Regions from separate parts of the Mus musculus genome. Here region 2 is linked to region 1. The links are chromatin loops, found by intact Hi-C in ENCODE. Cell type or tissue: gastrocnemius. All regions are shown on one strand.

Region 1 (8,000 bases):
CTCGCTCTCTTGGCACTGCAGTGTTGCCGTCTTGCCTACAGGTACAGCGGCTGGAATTCTGCAGACAGGGGTCACTGGCTTCACTGCAGGCAAAATACGGGTTGGTGTTTAAAATCTCAGCACAAGCCCATCATACCAAAACCTAGCGTAATAAAGCAGCTCCGAAGGCCACAGCCCATCCACTGCCTGCACCCTGCTCACTCTGAGTTCATTCCAGCCCGTGTGTCCAATCTCACAGTCTCCAGTTCTTCCACCTTCAGGAGTAAGCTGAAAAGGAGGCTGCAAAGGCAGATCCCTGAGGCCGGTAAGGAACACAGCAGATGCGTGTTCTCATCATCCCAGCCCAACTCTAGACAGCCTCAGTGGCCCCCCTTCCAAACTGCAGATAGCCCCAGGAACACAGCCCTGGAGGAATGAATCGAAATATGAGCTAGTCTCTTATTCTAGAGCTAAGGGCTGACTCATAGGGCTGGCCAGTAGAGATGCTACACATTAATGGGGCCTACCTTGCACAATTAACTCAATGGTAATCTCATCAACTTCTTTTCGGTCATTTAGAGCAACGACCTCACAGCGATAGATGGCTGAATCCGATCGTGTCACATTCCAGATCCTCAGGGAAGTTTTTCCAAACACATCTGTGCGACCTGCCAGGTCTCCTATAAAAAAGAAGACACAAGATCCTAGACACTGGAAGACTGTGGGGCTGGACTTGATGGCAGAGCAAGAAGACTGCAGTACAGTGCTGTTTGTCCTGTCCCTCCCTGTATGAAAGACGTGATCTTCATGGGGACCAGGCCACTGACTTCTTCCCATGTGCAACCTGAGCATCAGAACTAGTATCTGGTAGTTAAGATAAAGCCAGGAACCTTATTTCTCCTTATTATTCCCAGGAGGAGAAAATTAATTCAAGGAAAAGTTAAGAAAGGAAAACCAAATAAATATTTACAAAACAAAGTCTACAAAGGATGTTGTGGCTATCCACATGAAAAAGAAGAAAGCTGACCCCTGGCTGCCTCCCTAGTCAACAAATACCCACTAGAGTTGAACAAGAGCTGGGCATTTATTTGCAACACTATAAGTTTATAGGAATGGAGTTTGAGGTTAGCCTAGGCAACACAGTTAACTGGAGGCCAGCCTGGGCAATATTAGCAAAAGTTTTTAGATTTGTTTCCTTTATATGGATGAGTGTTTTGCCTGCATGTATGTCTGTACAGCAGATATATGCCTGATGTCTGTGGAATCAAACCCAGGTCCTCTGCAAGAGCAGCCAGTGCCCTATCCACTGAGCCATCTCAGAAGGCATAATCTTCATGACCGTGGCTTCGGTGATGGTTCCTTAGATACGACAACAAAGACACAAGCACAAAAACTGGGGGTTATACTACATTCCATCAAGTCAACAGCGGCTCTGCTTTAAAGGAAGTAAGCAGCCGAGAAAGCAATCTACACCGTCTGTACCAGGGGTACGGACGACTCTGCAAGCCACGTCAGAAAAAGGACTTGCCTCTGCAATGTATGACTCTACAACTCAGTGGAAATGCACCTAACAGTTGATCAGGTTTCTCCCAAGACACTGCCCACTTTGCACATGGAGAGATGAAACTCCACTTGGATACCTTATACCCTCTAAGACTATTAAAATAAAGGTCAAATGATCACAAGTGTGTGTGTGACTATGGTGGAAGCACCGAAGCGTGAGTGTAAATGGAGAAGCCAGGGCTGGGCACATGGCTTGCTCAGTGATTAAGTCAATTACTGCTTTTAGAGGATCCAGGTTTGGTTCCCAGCAACCTATGTGGGTTCACAACCATACATAACTCCAATTCCATGGGAGCCAATGCCCTCTTCTGACCTCTGCACACTCAGCATGCAGATACAGTGCACAGACATATGCAGGCAAAAGACACAAAATTTAAAAAAAAATATATATATATATAAATATATATATATGGTGACGCTCCTTTGGAAAGCCGTCTCAAAAACTCACCATGTAGCCACCATGTGGCCCAGTAGTTGTGTACTTGGTCTTCACACAGAGATGAGTGCAGAATACTGATGACAGCCAGTGTAAACTCAGCATCTGAACATCACCTGATGCGTGCTCAAAGCAGCATGGCGCCCACACAGTGACCAGGGACCCCGCCACAGAAGGGAACAACTAAGCCCTGTGCTAAGTGAAAGAAGCCTTACATGACGTCTCCCGAAAACGCAAAGCCTAAGAGGTGTGTAGGTAAGGGCTGCTAAGAGGGGAGGGGAGGGCCCTGACTCTGCATGGCATGGGCTACGGGAACGTTCTGTGATTGACAGGGTGGTCCATTTCTATGTGAGTATAAAAGCCAACTTTTACACTTCAAGAGGGACAGGAGTAACAAGTGTGACAGGGGTAACAAGAGGAGTAACAGGAGATGTCTTGGGCACAGTACCAGTCCCGCCTCCACCCTCCTGCTTCTCTGGTTCATGTCCTTTATGGTAACCATTCCTATGGCTAAGAGTAATACCTCTGATGTCTACAAAGAGAAAGTTGTAATTGTTAGTGATGTGAGTGATAATTCAGGGCCTCATACGTACCAGATCAGTGGTCTATCACTCTGCCCACCCCATCCAAACCCACCCCCAGCACTAGGGAAATGAGAGTTTTCTTAAAGATGTATTTTTACTGTTTGTTATTATATGAGTTGAGTGCGGGTGTGAGCCCAGCTCCTGCAGCCTATGGAGGAGCTGGAGTTACAGGCTGCTAGAGTGGGTACGAGGAACTGAGCTCAGTCCTCTGCAAGAGGACACTCTTAACTCCATCATCCCTCTAGCCTCAGCCTCCCCTCCAAAAAATCATTAGGTTTTTATAGTTTTAATAAGTGAGTCTTTTTTAAAAGACTTCCTTATTTATAGTCTTGGTATGGAGCGTTTTATCTACACAGCACACGCATGCGTTCATGGCCTGTGAAGGCCAGGGGGTGTCAGATTCCCTGCAGCTGGGAGCTCTAGAGGGTGCTACCACTGAGCTACACATACAGCCCTTGCAAGTTGTTGGGGTTTGACCTTGTTTTACCCCCTCAATCCTAGGAACTGAATTCAGAGTTTCATGAATGCTAGCTAGGTAAGCACTGTACCACCGAGCTACAGCTGAAGCCAACAAACTATTTTTAAGAGCAACAACTCCTGGAACCTGTAGAACTCAGATCACAATACCCACGACTTCACTAAAACTGAACGTACCTGCACAGGACCTCCTCTTTCGCCTTCCCTTGCTGCCAGATGGAAAGTAACATCCGACTCCGCCTGCCATCCCTCAGCACAGCTGGTCCTCCTTGCAATTCTCCCCTTGCATTTCCAGTGGCGCTACCTCAGCTCAGCCATTGTGAGCAACCCCTCCCACCAGACTCTGCAAAGGCAATGTGATCTGGCCCTGCTCGGAGCTGTGATCACCTCCAGTCTCTGTTGCTTCTCCTAGCACCTCTGATGGGTAGTGTCTGCTGTCCAGACACCCCGTGCACTTCCCGTCTTCCTCATCGCCCTCTCAGCCAGGTTCTGGTGACAGCTCTTCTCAGAAGCTGAGCTCTCACATATGTGTCCATATGTAGCATTCTTTCCTGCCATTACATCTCTCACCATGCAGCGCTTGCTATCTTGTAGACTGCCTGAGCACTCTGCAGCCTACGTCCTGACGCCTGGCTCTCAGTCCCCTCCTCGTCCTCCTCGCCATCCTATGGTAGCTTATGTTACTACTGCCCCCAGATACTGTCCTGCTTCAGGTCAGAGTAGGGAGGCCCCAGGCCTGACCCTGGACACAGTGGAGCTCAATCCTGTGTGATACTGCTGTGATAATCCCTTTGGGCACCCCTCACAGTATGTCTGTCGTAGGCCAGAACAACATGGCTAAAGAAATGGTTTGCTGTGATTTCTCAAGCAATATGTACAGAGATCCAAGTCCTTACTAAGGAGCTGGGATTTGTTGAAGTTGCATTGTAGAGGTACAGGCAGGCTCAAAATATCAATACTAAAATTGAAATTTTCTCCAACAATAAACTCAGAAAGTCAGAGCAGTCCTAGCCACAGGAACAGGCTAGCAGTCTGGGGAAATGTTACTGTAAATAAATTCCACAACCTGCAGACAAAATAGGAATAGTGCAGAGGACAGTGGGCTCATACCTTGAATCTTGTTGTCAAAATACACATATGTGGTTTGGCCATCTTGGATTTTCTTCCATTCAATCCTAGGGTCACTTGTCTGTGAGTCCGTAATGATGCAAGACAATTCCACACCTGGAGAGCAATGAGAGAAAGATAAGCTTAAACTTATAAGCTTAAACTTTCCAAGATGAGTTTCTGCCAGAAAAACCAATGAAAACATTAGTAAGGATTTCACTACAGAGAGCACACCTTCCCTTAGACACCTGCATCTATTATATGAGCTTTCTTTGTTGTATAGATACAAGGATAGGCAGGAAACAGATGACAGCCAATGTAACCTGCAGAGTGTGTTGCTAGTCTACCCAACACAACAGCCATCCTGAACATTCTTGGCTAGTCCATACAGGGAAGTAGGGGCTGGAGGGCCGGCTCAGTGGCTAAGAGCACTGACTGCTCTTGCAGCTAGCAGTTCAATTTCCAGCACACAACTATCTATACTCCATCTCCTAGAGACCTGGGGCCCTCTTCTGACCTCTGCAGTATCCTCCTGTGTACATAGGCTCACAGTCACAAATAAATATTTTTTAGATGATAATAGACAGGGTGTGGTGGTGCACACTTTTAATCCCAGCACTTGGAAGGCAGAGACAGACAGACAGACCTCTGTGAGTTCCAGGCCAGCCTTGTCTCTATAGTGAATTCCATGTCAGCCAGAGCTACACAGTGAGATCCTATCTCAAACAAACAAATATATAAATATATCAATACAATAAACACAATAGAACAGGTGCTGGGTTGGCTGCAGAGCTACCTAGTGTCCACTAGGGGGCCCCATCCCTCTCCATGTTTCCTGTACTTACTTTCAAATTCATGTACCACTGGGTTTCGGTTGCTGGATTTGAGATTCACTGCCTCTATCATGCAGCCTAAAGGGAAAAAAAAAAAAAAAAAAAGTAAAATCAGACAGCCCCATAACAGCAAGAAACTCTGGGTGGAGGCCACAACTTTTCCTTCCATGTAAACGTGGATGTCCATCACAAAACACAGGGTAAACAATAGTTGATATTTCCTTTGTTTCTCATATTCTAGAAGAACTTAAGGGAAGAGCTTTGAAAGTAAAAAAAAACACCCATTATTAATACTCATGGCAGCAAAGAACAGCACTAACTAAGACCCAGCAAGCTTTGAACAGAGTGACTGTTGTGTGTATCCTAATGGGCCCCGGTGTAGCCTCTCTGCTACAGCTACCCTGGGTAGGCTTCACAGGCATGTTGTTTGAGACAGGGTCTCTCACGGTCTGGAATCCCGGATTAGGATTGAATGTCTGGCCAGTGACCCTCAATGATCTACCGGCACTGGATGACTGATGTGTGCCACCATACCTGCCATCTGACACAACTCTAGAGACCTAACTAAGGTCTTCAATGCTTTCAAGGCAAGCGTCCTATTGACCAAATTATCTCTCTAGCCTATATTTTATTTTTAAATGGCACTTAGTGTCTTAGGTTGGGTTTCTATTGCTGATAATGCACCATGACTAAAAGCAACTTGGGAAGAAAGGATTGATATTATCTTACAACTCTTCACACTCCATCACTGAGGGAAGTCAAGGCAGGAACCTCAGGCAGGACCAGAAGCAGAAGCCATGGAAGAATGATATTTACCGGCTTCTTCCTCATGGCTTCCTCAGCCTGCTTCCTCAGGACCACCTGGCACCACCCACAATAGGCTGGGCCCTCCCACATCAATCATTAATCAAGAAAACACGCCCCCACACTTGCCACTGCAATCTAACGCAGACGTCCCTGTGAGTTGTTGGTCATAAAGGCCTCAGAGGCTCTAAAACCAGGACAGGCCACTGCCACTGCTCTTGGTTGTCCACTAACCTGACGTAAGTCCAAATTGATAAAGATACTATTGGCTTTAGATGCAGGATATCGAGAAATCAACTCAAACTGACCAGGAAACTAGCTTACACTGTTGCCAGAAGGTGCTGTGTAGGCTGCTAAAGAGAGAAGACATCAATGGCCTGACCCAGTGCTGGACACTGCATGCTACAATATTGACCTGCTGGCAATGCATGGCCACTGGTGCAATAGTGGTGTGACTGTTAGCGAGCAACCCTAATCCACGGGAAGTATTTCATGTCTGGTACTAGGAAGTTGGTCAAAAGCTTCTGGCTTGGGGATCCTCTAGCTGTTGCTTTGCTGTCAAACTGCTTTCTGAAGATTGATGGTTTTGTGCACAGACCTGCGCTTCTCTCCACCTTGGACAGGGAAGCTTCCTTTCCAAGTGCACAGTTAGCCCAGACTCATAACTGCTCCGAGGTATAATGAATGAACCGTGCTCAGCTATGCAAGCATCATCCATTGCAACTTCCCACCAGCCAGAGCTCAGGGAACTTTGCAAAACAAGACGGAAAGAACACAACAAACGGGATGGAGAGGAGAGATGTGAAATGCTCACTTCTGGACGTGCCGTAGCTGTTGCATTCATCGACTCACGGCGTTCGTGGTTGCTATTGTGCCGGTAACCAGCACAAGATCAAGCCAGTCAACAAATGCCTATGTGGCTGAGCGAGGGCCTAAGGAAGGCCCCACTTCTTTCAGAGGAAGTAATGGCAACTGAAGTCTTCTAAGCGAAAAAGAGTCAAACTTTCTATGCAGATGCTGATCGGTTGCTCATATTACACTGGATGTCCACACAGTCACTCATGTGCATATGAAGAGCACTAATGTAACTAGTTATTAACAACAACAACAACAACAGGGAAGACAAGAAGCTGCAAAGGAGAGTGTAGGAGGGGATGGGGTATTGGGAGGAGGTGGAGACGCAATCAAAACATTATATAAATGCATGGAGTTTTCAAAAATAAAATATTTTTAAAATAATAAATAAAAAGAAAGAAGCGAGGGGCTAGGAGTGGTGGCGCAAGCCTGTGACTCAGTTTGAGGCCAGACTATGATACATAGTAAGTTCAGGGCCATTTAGGGCTACTAAGTGAGACCTTGTCTCGAAAGCAAGAGTTAGGAGGAGATAATAAACACCTGGAAACCCCTTATCTGTGATCTGGCTACTTACTTCCCAAAGGCTAAAATGGTCCCCACACAAGGACATCCTACAATGCACCACCACAGGTTATTTGTAGCACAATGAGAGCAAGCAGAGAAAAGTTGACATCCGCATATCTCATCAAAGCAAACGAAGGGTCAGAGTTCCTCAGGTCATTTCCAAGTGTTCATATCCGCTGGTTAAGAAGCTAGCTCCAAGAATTACCAGCACCCCACCCTTCTGGATCTTATACCCATAAGGCAAATTTGTGCTTTCCCTGGGAAAGCAACAGTAGTCAGGATAAGGAATGTCACATGAAAATCCACCAGTTAAAGAGTGTAAGATGTCACATATGAGCAGCCAGTCAGGAGTGTGCAGAGCAGACCAGAAATGTGACCTAAACTTACAGACAGCATGATTTTGACAGGCACCAACTACAAACTACAAAGGTTTGCTTCTTGTAGATCAGCTGACTATTCTGCTAAAGGAATTATCCTACCTGCAAAGTGATGCTTATGGTAGAGAAAAGACCCAGCAAAGCCTGTACCCCTCAGTACTTTGACAGGCGATGGAGCAGGGCAAGGAGGCACACCGTGCTGCTGGGATTCTAATGAACTGCACCTCTGAGCATCACTGGGACTAACAACATTCTCAGCACTGACTCAGCCTCCCATATTCTCCAAGTAAAGACTACTGCATGCACTTCCCAGGCAGGGGACAGAGCCTACTGGCAACAAGCACAGGCAAGAATCGAGCCCAGGAGTTTGGACTTATCATTCCTACTTCATGATTTATTTTATTAATTTTCTTATAGAAAA
Region 2 (8,000 bases), 220 kb after region 1:
CAGGGGACCCCTTCCCTGTCATCACCTGGAGGAAGGTACCTGGGCTTTGAAGCTCTTACACTGTGGGGGAGGCAGGAAGAGCCATTGGTGGTTCTACTTGGACCAGTGTGGACAGGCCAGATGTTAGGAGGGGAGGTAACATTAGTGGATAGCAGCGGGCGTTGGCAATGGGCTCAGATGTTGCCCCAACATCTTCATCCTCCTTAGGCTCCTGAGTGTGAGTGCTTGTTCCTTAAACTGAATCCCTGTTCCCATCCTCTTCCCTGCTCCTTGTTTGGCTAAGGTAGGGAAGCCCAGCAGAAGCAAGCACAACGCACTGCCCAGCGGGAGTCTCCAGTTTCGTGCCCTGAGTAAGGAGGACCACGGGGAGTGGGAATGTGTTGCCACCAATGTGGTCACAAGCATCACTGCCAGCACCCACCTCACTGTCATCGGTATGTGCTTGAGTGGGCTGACTGCGGTGATTTTTCTCAGTCTGCACGTGTCTTTCCTCAGTCGTGCCAGGGATGACAACTTGAACCCCTTGACCTCAGGAGGCTCTGGCAGGGAGGGTCAGGGTCCATGCGTGTCCTGTCCTGGGGAAGTCAGACATGTGCGAACTGGAAGGAGGAGAATGAGTGACAATCAGACTGTGTGGCACTTTAGCCAGGCATGGAGCTACCTGGGCTTCAGGCCAGTGTCCACAGCCTGGGGTGTGAGGAAGTGACTAGTACTCCTTGTTCATATTACTGAGGAATTGTCAGCCTACCTTCTTGTAGTCTGTCCCTTTGGGGCTTGTCAGCCACAGATGTATACAAGGCCAACACTGCCAGTTTAGGCTGTGAATAAAATGGTCTGCACCTTGTCACTCACAGTCTATGAGGGGAGCTCCTAGCTATTTTGCCCAGTCATATCCTTGATACCTAGTAGGGGCTGGCCTCATACCTAAGCCATGGCTGTCTCAGGACCTCAAGGGAATGTTTGTTTAGCTCAGCGATGCGTGGGAGTCAGGATGTGGAGGGTTCTGGTTTTTCCTCTGGCCCGTGTTCCGTTCCTGCTGGCGACACTAGCCTAAGCAGTGGATGGAATTTTTTCTCTGACCGCATCAGGACCAGGTTGGGCCTGGGACTCTGCCCTCTCTGCTGCCACCTCCTGTGATACATCTCGGTACCCCATGCCTTGTCCTCTCCTGGATCTTCTGCAAGGAGATGACGGGGACCTAGCCAACAGGCTCGGCTCCGTTTGGCCTGAGCTGTCTTCCTTGTTCTCCAGGCACCAGTCCCCATGCCCCAGGCAGTGTCCGGGTCCATGTCTCCATGACAACTGCCAACGTGTCCTGGGAGCCGGGCTATGATGGAGGCTACGAGCAGACATTCTCAGTTTGGTACGGACCTCTGTGAGTCAGCCCCGCATGCTTTGCTCTCTGCTTCTCCCTCTCTTGCCCCACGCAGGTCATCCCATCTGCCCCATCCTTTGCTATCCTAGGGTGGGTGGTGGGCCCAAGGAGCCTAGGATCTGTACTTGTCAGTTTTCCAGATGGCAAAGTGGGCCAGAGAGTGATTGAGTTCTTAAGGATGTCAGGAATGCCTGTAAGGGAGTCAGGGCATACTGTGTTAACGCCCTGGAGGTTAGCATGCTGATTTGTACTGAAATTGTCCCCCTTCCTCTCGTCCTTTGGCTTCTCTCAGTGTCTCACCACATTCTTTTTCTAGGTTCCTAACCTTCAGAGTGTAGTGACTAGCACCTCAAGTGCAGGGTCCAGCATTTAATTCTGTTCCTTGCTCAGAGGTCCTAGGGACCAGGTGCTCCCGCTCCGGCCTTTGCCTCCCCCACCTGGATTTCCTCTCTAGGATCTTGTGCATGCAGTTTTCATGTCTGCTTTTGACCAGATCAGTAACTTCAGATACTCAGGGTAGGTAGATCTCACAAATGTAAGGGACAGGATGAGGACCCAAGGCGTAGAGTGGTAGGAAGAGAAGCTGAGGGCACACTCCCTGCCTTCTCACCACCGGAGGCTTTTCATTCCTGATGTGTCTTCCTGTCTGGAGCTGGAAACTGCAGCCTCCAGATCCACAGACAGCATCCCCAAGTGAGGAAGATGCACATTTATTTCCTTCTTCTTCAGCCTGCTTCTCTCTGAGTCTGAGGAGGAGGAGCAAGCAGACTGTAGACCTCAGAGAGCCTTCAGCAGCATGGGTTCGAGGGGCCTTCCATTGCCCTGGCTGTTCTCAGACTGAATGCAACTCCTGGGTGTTGAGTTCTCTATGGGCAAAGTGTACCTAGATAGTGGGAGATACAGTCAGAACAACCTCCCAAGCCTTGTCTGTGTTCCTCTGGATGGGGGAAGGGTCCCATGCCCACTGCCTGGGGGACGTTGTAAGATGCATGCATGGGTCAGGAAGTGACCTCTGCTATTGCCCTACACTGCCTGACACTCATCTGCATCGCTTATCTCACACTCTGCTCACTTGCATTGGGAGGGAAGGGCAGTTGTCATGCTAGAAGAGGCCTTCCCTTCTTTCTGAATAGCTCTAGTTCATTGTGCTTATACAGACATTTGTTTCTTGCTGCTTCTGCTTCTGCTTCTGCTTCTGCTTCTGCTTCTGCTTCTGCTTCTGCTTCTGCTTCTGCTTCTGCTTCTGCTTCTGCTTCTGCTTCTGCTTCTGCTGCTTCTTCTTCTTCTTCTTCTTCTTCTTCTTCTTCTTCTTCTTCTTCTTCTTCTTCCTCTTCCTCTTCCTCTTCCTCTTCTCCTCTTCCTCCTCCTCTTCCTTCTCTTCCTCCTCCTCTTCTTCTACTTCTCCTCTTGCTCCTCCTCCTCTTCCTCTTCTTCCTTCTCTTCTTCCTCCTCTTCCTCCTCCTCCTCTTCTCCTTCTTGTATTTCTCCTCCTTCTTCTACTTCTCCTCTTCCTTTTCCTCCTCCTCTTCCTTCTCTTCTTCCTCCTCTTCTTCTTCTACTTCTCTTTCTACTTCTTCCTTCTCTTCCTCCTCTTCTTCCTCATCTTCTCCTTTTCCTTCTTCTACTTCTCCTCTTCCTCCTCTTTCTCTTCTTCTCCTACTTCTCTTCCTCTTCCTCCTCTTCTTCACTTTCTTTTGCCTCAGCTCACATATTGGTCATATTGGGTAGTGGCAGTGCATCTTAAAACCTAGAGAGGAGCCTGTGGGTATCAGTTGAGTACAGCTCAGGGACAAATAGTGCGGTCCAGTTGCCCAGGACAATGTCTCCTCCCTGTGGTATCATCTGGAACTGCACCTGTAGCAGGTGGTTTACTCCTATTGAAGTTGAAGAAGTGGGTGGCTTTAGACTGGAAAACCTCACCGCTAGATTCTTTACCTTCCATCATTATAACTTTCCCTTTGGTTGCAACTTCTAGCCTTCAAGGCATTAGGAGCCCTGTTCCTGCCATGGGGAAAAATCTGGTCAATTTTTAAAAATGCTTTGGATATCCTCAGATGACCTAAACTGGACTGATTGAGTGGAACATCCTGTGATACTCTCGGCCCTACTTCTGCCTCTCCCTGGTAGGGCAGACAGCCCATGTCATCTGGGTTCCTTCTCTAGTCACGACACTGCCCAGCTTCCATCCTCATGTTCAGTGTCCCTATTCTAGCAAGACAGAGTCCATTTATACAGTAGTACTTGGAGTGGGATTCTCTCACAATGCAAATGGTAACTGACCAGTGTCTACAGCATGATTTACACCTGAGGACCCTTTTCACTGGGGAGGTACCACAATGGGGTGTGCCCTAGTGCCATGAAGGTTGGCATAGCCAGAGCCGGGCAAGTAACCCCACCTTGGCTCTCCCTCTTCCTGCCCCTGAACCTGGGGATGCTTGTACTTTCCCTGCCTTTCCCTTGAAGACCTTGCATGCATACTGTCCTCTCCAGTGTGACCCACCCCACCCCTTCTCCCCCATCCTCTCTCTCTCTCTCTTTTGGCCAGGATGAAGCGGGCTCAGTTTGGGCCCCACGACTGGCTGTCCTTGTCAGTGCCACCGGGCCCCAGCTGGTTGCTGGTAGACAGCCTGGAGCCTGAGACCGCATACCAGTTCAGTGTCCTGGCCCAGAACAGGCTGGGAACCAGCGCCTTCAGTGAGGTGGTCACTGTGAACACTTTAGGTGAGGCTCTGGGCTGCTGTGTATTGGGGGCTATTTCTTAGCAGATCTTACCTAGAGAGAGCTGAATGTAGTGATGGAGCTAACATTAGGGCTTAGTGGGTGCCAGCACCTTACCAAGTGGTCTTTGTTGTAGTCCCTATTATTTCCCAGTAAGGATTTGCCATGTACTCCTGTAGTGTTTGCCTGCTCCCACGTGATGGCATTTTAGCTGTATTCCTTTTGCATCCTTGGATGGAACAGACAGGCTCAGAGATATGTATGAATGTTTGGCAGTTTTACAAGGGGACATGGAATTTTCTGCACTATCTACCTGTAGTTGCATGTCTTCTGGGGTCCAAGAACAGCCTTGGCAAGCAGACACTTCTCAGGTGAACTGGAAGTTGTGACTTCAGCCCCCTTTCTGCCCTGTGGACAGCAGATGTAAAATGCCCACCCCAAACTTTAACATTCCTCTGATTAGGATCTCACCTATTCAAATAGTTGCACCTGGGTTAGGATTTACTTTGTAGACCAAAGCTGGTCTTGAACTTGGCAAAGATCTGCCTGTCTCTGCCTCCCAAGTGTTGGGTTTAAAGGTGTATACCACCAAGTCTGGGCTCAGCCTCATTTTGAGCTCAAGGGCCCCAAATGGAATCAAAAGTATGACTCATGTGTTGTGAGAAGATCTCACCAGTTCTTGGGATGAGAGCAAAAGATACAGTCATGTGCCTCTCAACAGTGGGGAAACCATCAGAGGAAACCACACCTGAGAAGTGTGTCATTAGGCAATGAGGTCATTGTGTAGATGGTGTGGCGTTATGAGAAAATGATGCAACCAAGAAGTACCGTGAGCTTTAGATCAATGGAGCCGATGCTGCTGGAGCAGGGTGGGGGCTGTTTTCATGAGAAACCTTTTCTTTTGCTGGAGTATGCTCTAGCCATAAAGAAATATAGTGGAGCAGATACACAACCTGTACCGTGGTTGGGTGTTACCATCGCCATATAGTCTGCACTGTACACAGCTGCATTTTATGTGACTGGCAGAGCTGCAGATATGGTCATACCAGTGTTACCTTAGATGTTCGAGGGACATGCTGTTCTATGTTACAGTGCATCCTCTTTTAAGGCCGATAGGATGTTTTCAGCTCCATAACTTCATGGGGCATCAGGGATGTTGCTGACAGGGATGCTATTGGGGCACATGGCCTGTATCCTTCACTAGATTCTTCTCACTCCTCATGGTAGCTGCCTCTTCCTCCCCTTTGAGGAGGTGCTTAGCCATTGTGCAATCGTCTCATTCTGAAAAGAGTCACAGAGCTCTGGGTCACTGGCCCTGACTTCTCTTTCCTAGGACAATGAGGGCTGCTGGAGGGACGCCCTCTCACCACTCTGAAAAACAATTCTTTCCTTGTTAGGTTCTGCTTTCCACATTGGGTCGGAGTCTGTGACCATCATCTTCTGTCTCCCTTTTCCTCCTAGCATTCCCTGTTACAACTCCAGAACCCCTGGTGCTGGTGACCCCACCAAGGTGCCTCACAGCCAACCGGACCCAGCAGGGTGTGCTCCTGTCCTGGCTCCCACCTGCCAACCACAGCTTCCCCATCGACCGCTATATCATGGAGTTCCGAGTTGGGGAGCGCTGGGAGATGCTGGATGACGCCATTCCAGGCACTGACGGAGATTTTTTTGCCAAGGATCTGTCACAGGTGGGAACTTTAATTAATTATTTATTTTTGCCTCTTATTCCCTGTTTCTGGAATTTGTCATGACAATTTGAAAAGGCACTGATATTGAGAGACTGACTTCATGGGCATAGAGTCAAGCCTCTATGCCTAGCTTATCTGCAAAGTTTAGATTCTCCCTAGTCAGCTACTAAAGGCTGGAATTGGTTTCTAGACCAGAGCTAGCTTAATGGCATGGGGTGGGGGGGTGGGGCAGTAGTTTTCCTCAAATACAAATACTAGCTAGGGTAAGGCAAGGAGAAGCCACATGGATCATCAGACTCAAGACCCCAGTTTCTTGGGTTCCAGTCAGGGTAGACTAAAGAGGCTCTAGAAAGGTTGTCTTCTAGGATGGCCAGAAGGACTCTTGTTTTAATAATTCAGAGTCCTGGGAGAAAACACATCCCCTCCTTATTTTCTGGTGGACATCTTTCTGGTGGACATCTTTTAAGCAGGAGCACCTCTTTTTCTTGAGAGAGAAAATAGCTTGCTTCATAGCTAGAAGAGATCTGATGTATCCTTCCATCTCCCCTTTCCCAGATGCTTTTTATGGCCAGCTGGAATTGCTTCATGATGCAATTTGGGGGCTCACTGTGCATCTTTCTCTGCAGCCTTTCTCAGTGGCTTCATGTGCATACCTTGTAGCCCATAGCTTGAATACCGGTGGGAATACGTCCACTCTAACATCACCCAATGTGAGCAGTCACCAGTAAACACTTCCTAGGACCAGTACTCCGGGTACCCTGTGGGCATCGTATATAGGGTCAGTGGTGGTCCTCAGCCCCTCAGCTGACTGGGTATTGTCCCTGGCTTGTAGGATACCTGGTATGAATTCCGGGTTTTGGCTGTCATGCAGGATCTGATCAGCGAGCCCAGCAACATCGCCGGTGTCTCCAGCACAGGTACTTTGGGTTCCAAGATCGTCAAACAGCAACCAGAAAGCAAGCATTAGAGCCACACGAGAGTCCCTTTGTGAACCAGCTAATCTGGGAGGACAAGCTGGGCTGAAAGCTTAAGCAGGAGTCTGGTTGAAACCTTGTGTGTCTGCCCTACCATTTCTGAAGACCATCTCAGGTCTATGTTTCTGTGAGGCGTCATGTTTGATCCCACCGTGGAGCGTCTGATGTGCCTGTGAGATAGCCGACGTGGGAAATCTGTTGGATCTTGTGAGAGTGTGCTGGGTGCGGTACATGTTGTGTTTGCGCTCTAGCTGTGCTGTGGAATGGGGTGGGTGCCGTGAATTAGAGGGGAGATGTAGCAGGGTCAACAAGTGTTTGCTGGGTGCCTCTTATAGGCTTCCTTGTAATTATGTGGGTTTTATTTGGAAAATTGTTGTTTGGTGTTGTTTTCCTTCCTTCCTTCCTCTCCCTAGATTTTTTTCCCCCCCCAGACTAAATAAAGCCAACTCCCTAGCATTTTCTCCATTTATCTTTCTTTTTCTTGGCACTGGTCCCATTTCCACAAGTCTTCTCTCCATTCCAGAGTTCCTGAAACCCAGCAGAGACCCCCTCCAGGGGAGTGGTGTCCTCCGTATGCACTTGCTTGCTAAGCCAGCCGAGGCACCATTTCCTTGGGTGCAGCATGTTCTGAGACCCCTGGGATCAGTTCATGAGGGTCTTGGCCAGAAAGCTCTTGTAGGGACCCTCTTGGAGTTACAGAATCATTGGTGTGGGCAGAGGGGAGGAGAGAAGAGGAGCCAAGGGCACACGGGGAAGAAGAGAGTGTGATTTTTGTCTTATATGTTAGGCACCCTGGGGCGTTTGTGTAAAATCAAGTTGTCTCCCATAGGCAGCAAAACTCAGCTACTTCTGTCTTGGCTTCTCTCCAGGGAAGAGACACAGAGAGATGGAAGAACATAGAAAAAAAAAATTCCAGCCAGAGCCAAAGTAGACAACTTGGGTGTTTTGTGCGCTCAGTTCCATGAACTGCTCTCAGTCAGTAGCCTTGTGCTTACTTCCAAGAGTAAAGGAAGCTCGCCTACTCAGGCAGTCCTGTATGGCTGAATGAGCTACAGCAGCAGCAGTCCCTGGAGTTAACTCCCCTGAGACTGTGGTCCCATCAGTGTAACAGGGATTTTTTTAATCCATTATCATTATCGATGTGGCATTGAACTCTGGCCAACCATATCACAATGTATTGGCTTATTCTTTGATGTCCTTTAAGAGTGGTGCTTATGGATCTACTGCCCCGTGTGTACAGTACAC

The links. A loop is a pair of places that touch in the nucleus more often than their neighbours do. Peaks named below come from ENCODE experiments on the same cell type or tissue, not always from the same donor. Only the 100,000 strongest peaks of a DNase experiment are listed, where the experiment ranks them.
Region 2: a loop joins it to region 1, with 15 times the contacts of the local background. A loop is called at or near these places in 16 of 42 quality-filtered maps.

What each region holds. Positions count from the first base shown.
Region 1 is chr9:27,101,358-27,109,357 of GRCm38, forward strand. Jam3 (junction adhesion molecule 3) reads right to left here. Exons shown (of 9, transcript NM_023277.4): 2 at 4,992-5,057; 3 at 4,150-4,263; 4 at 507-659; 5 at 1-83. Among named protein-coding and RNA genes, the nearest start is that of Jam3, 50 kb to the right of the region's middle. In gastrocnemius, a CTCF peak has its summit at 4,943 (motif pointing right); a DNase peak (open chromatin) is centred at 4,961; H3K4me3 peaks cover 15 bases; H3K27ac peaks cover 2,912 bases.
Region 2 is chr9:27,322,926-27,330,925 of GRCm38, forward strand. Igsf9b (immunoglobulin superfamily, member 9B) reads left to right here. Exons shown (of 20, transcript NM_001326702.1): 10 at 1-35; 11 at 284-434; 12 at 1,252-1,375; 13 at 3,921-4,096; 14 at 5,555-5,781; 15 at 6,614-6,698. Among named protein-coding and RNA genes, the nearest start is that of Igsf9b, 28 kb to the left of the region's middle. In gastrocnemius, a CTCF peak has its summit at 3,218; DNase peaks (open chromatin) are centred at 640, 1,197, 3,209, 3,935 and 3 more places.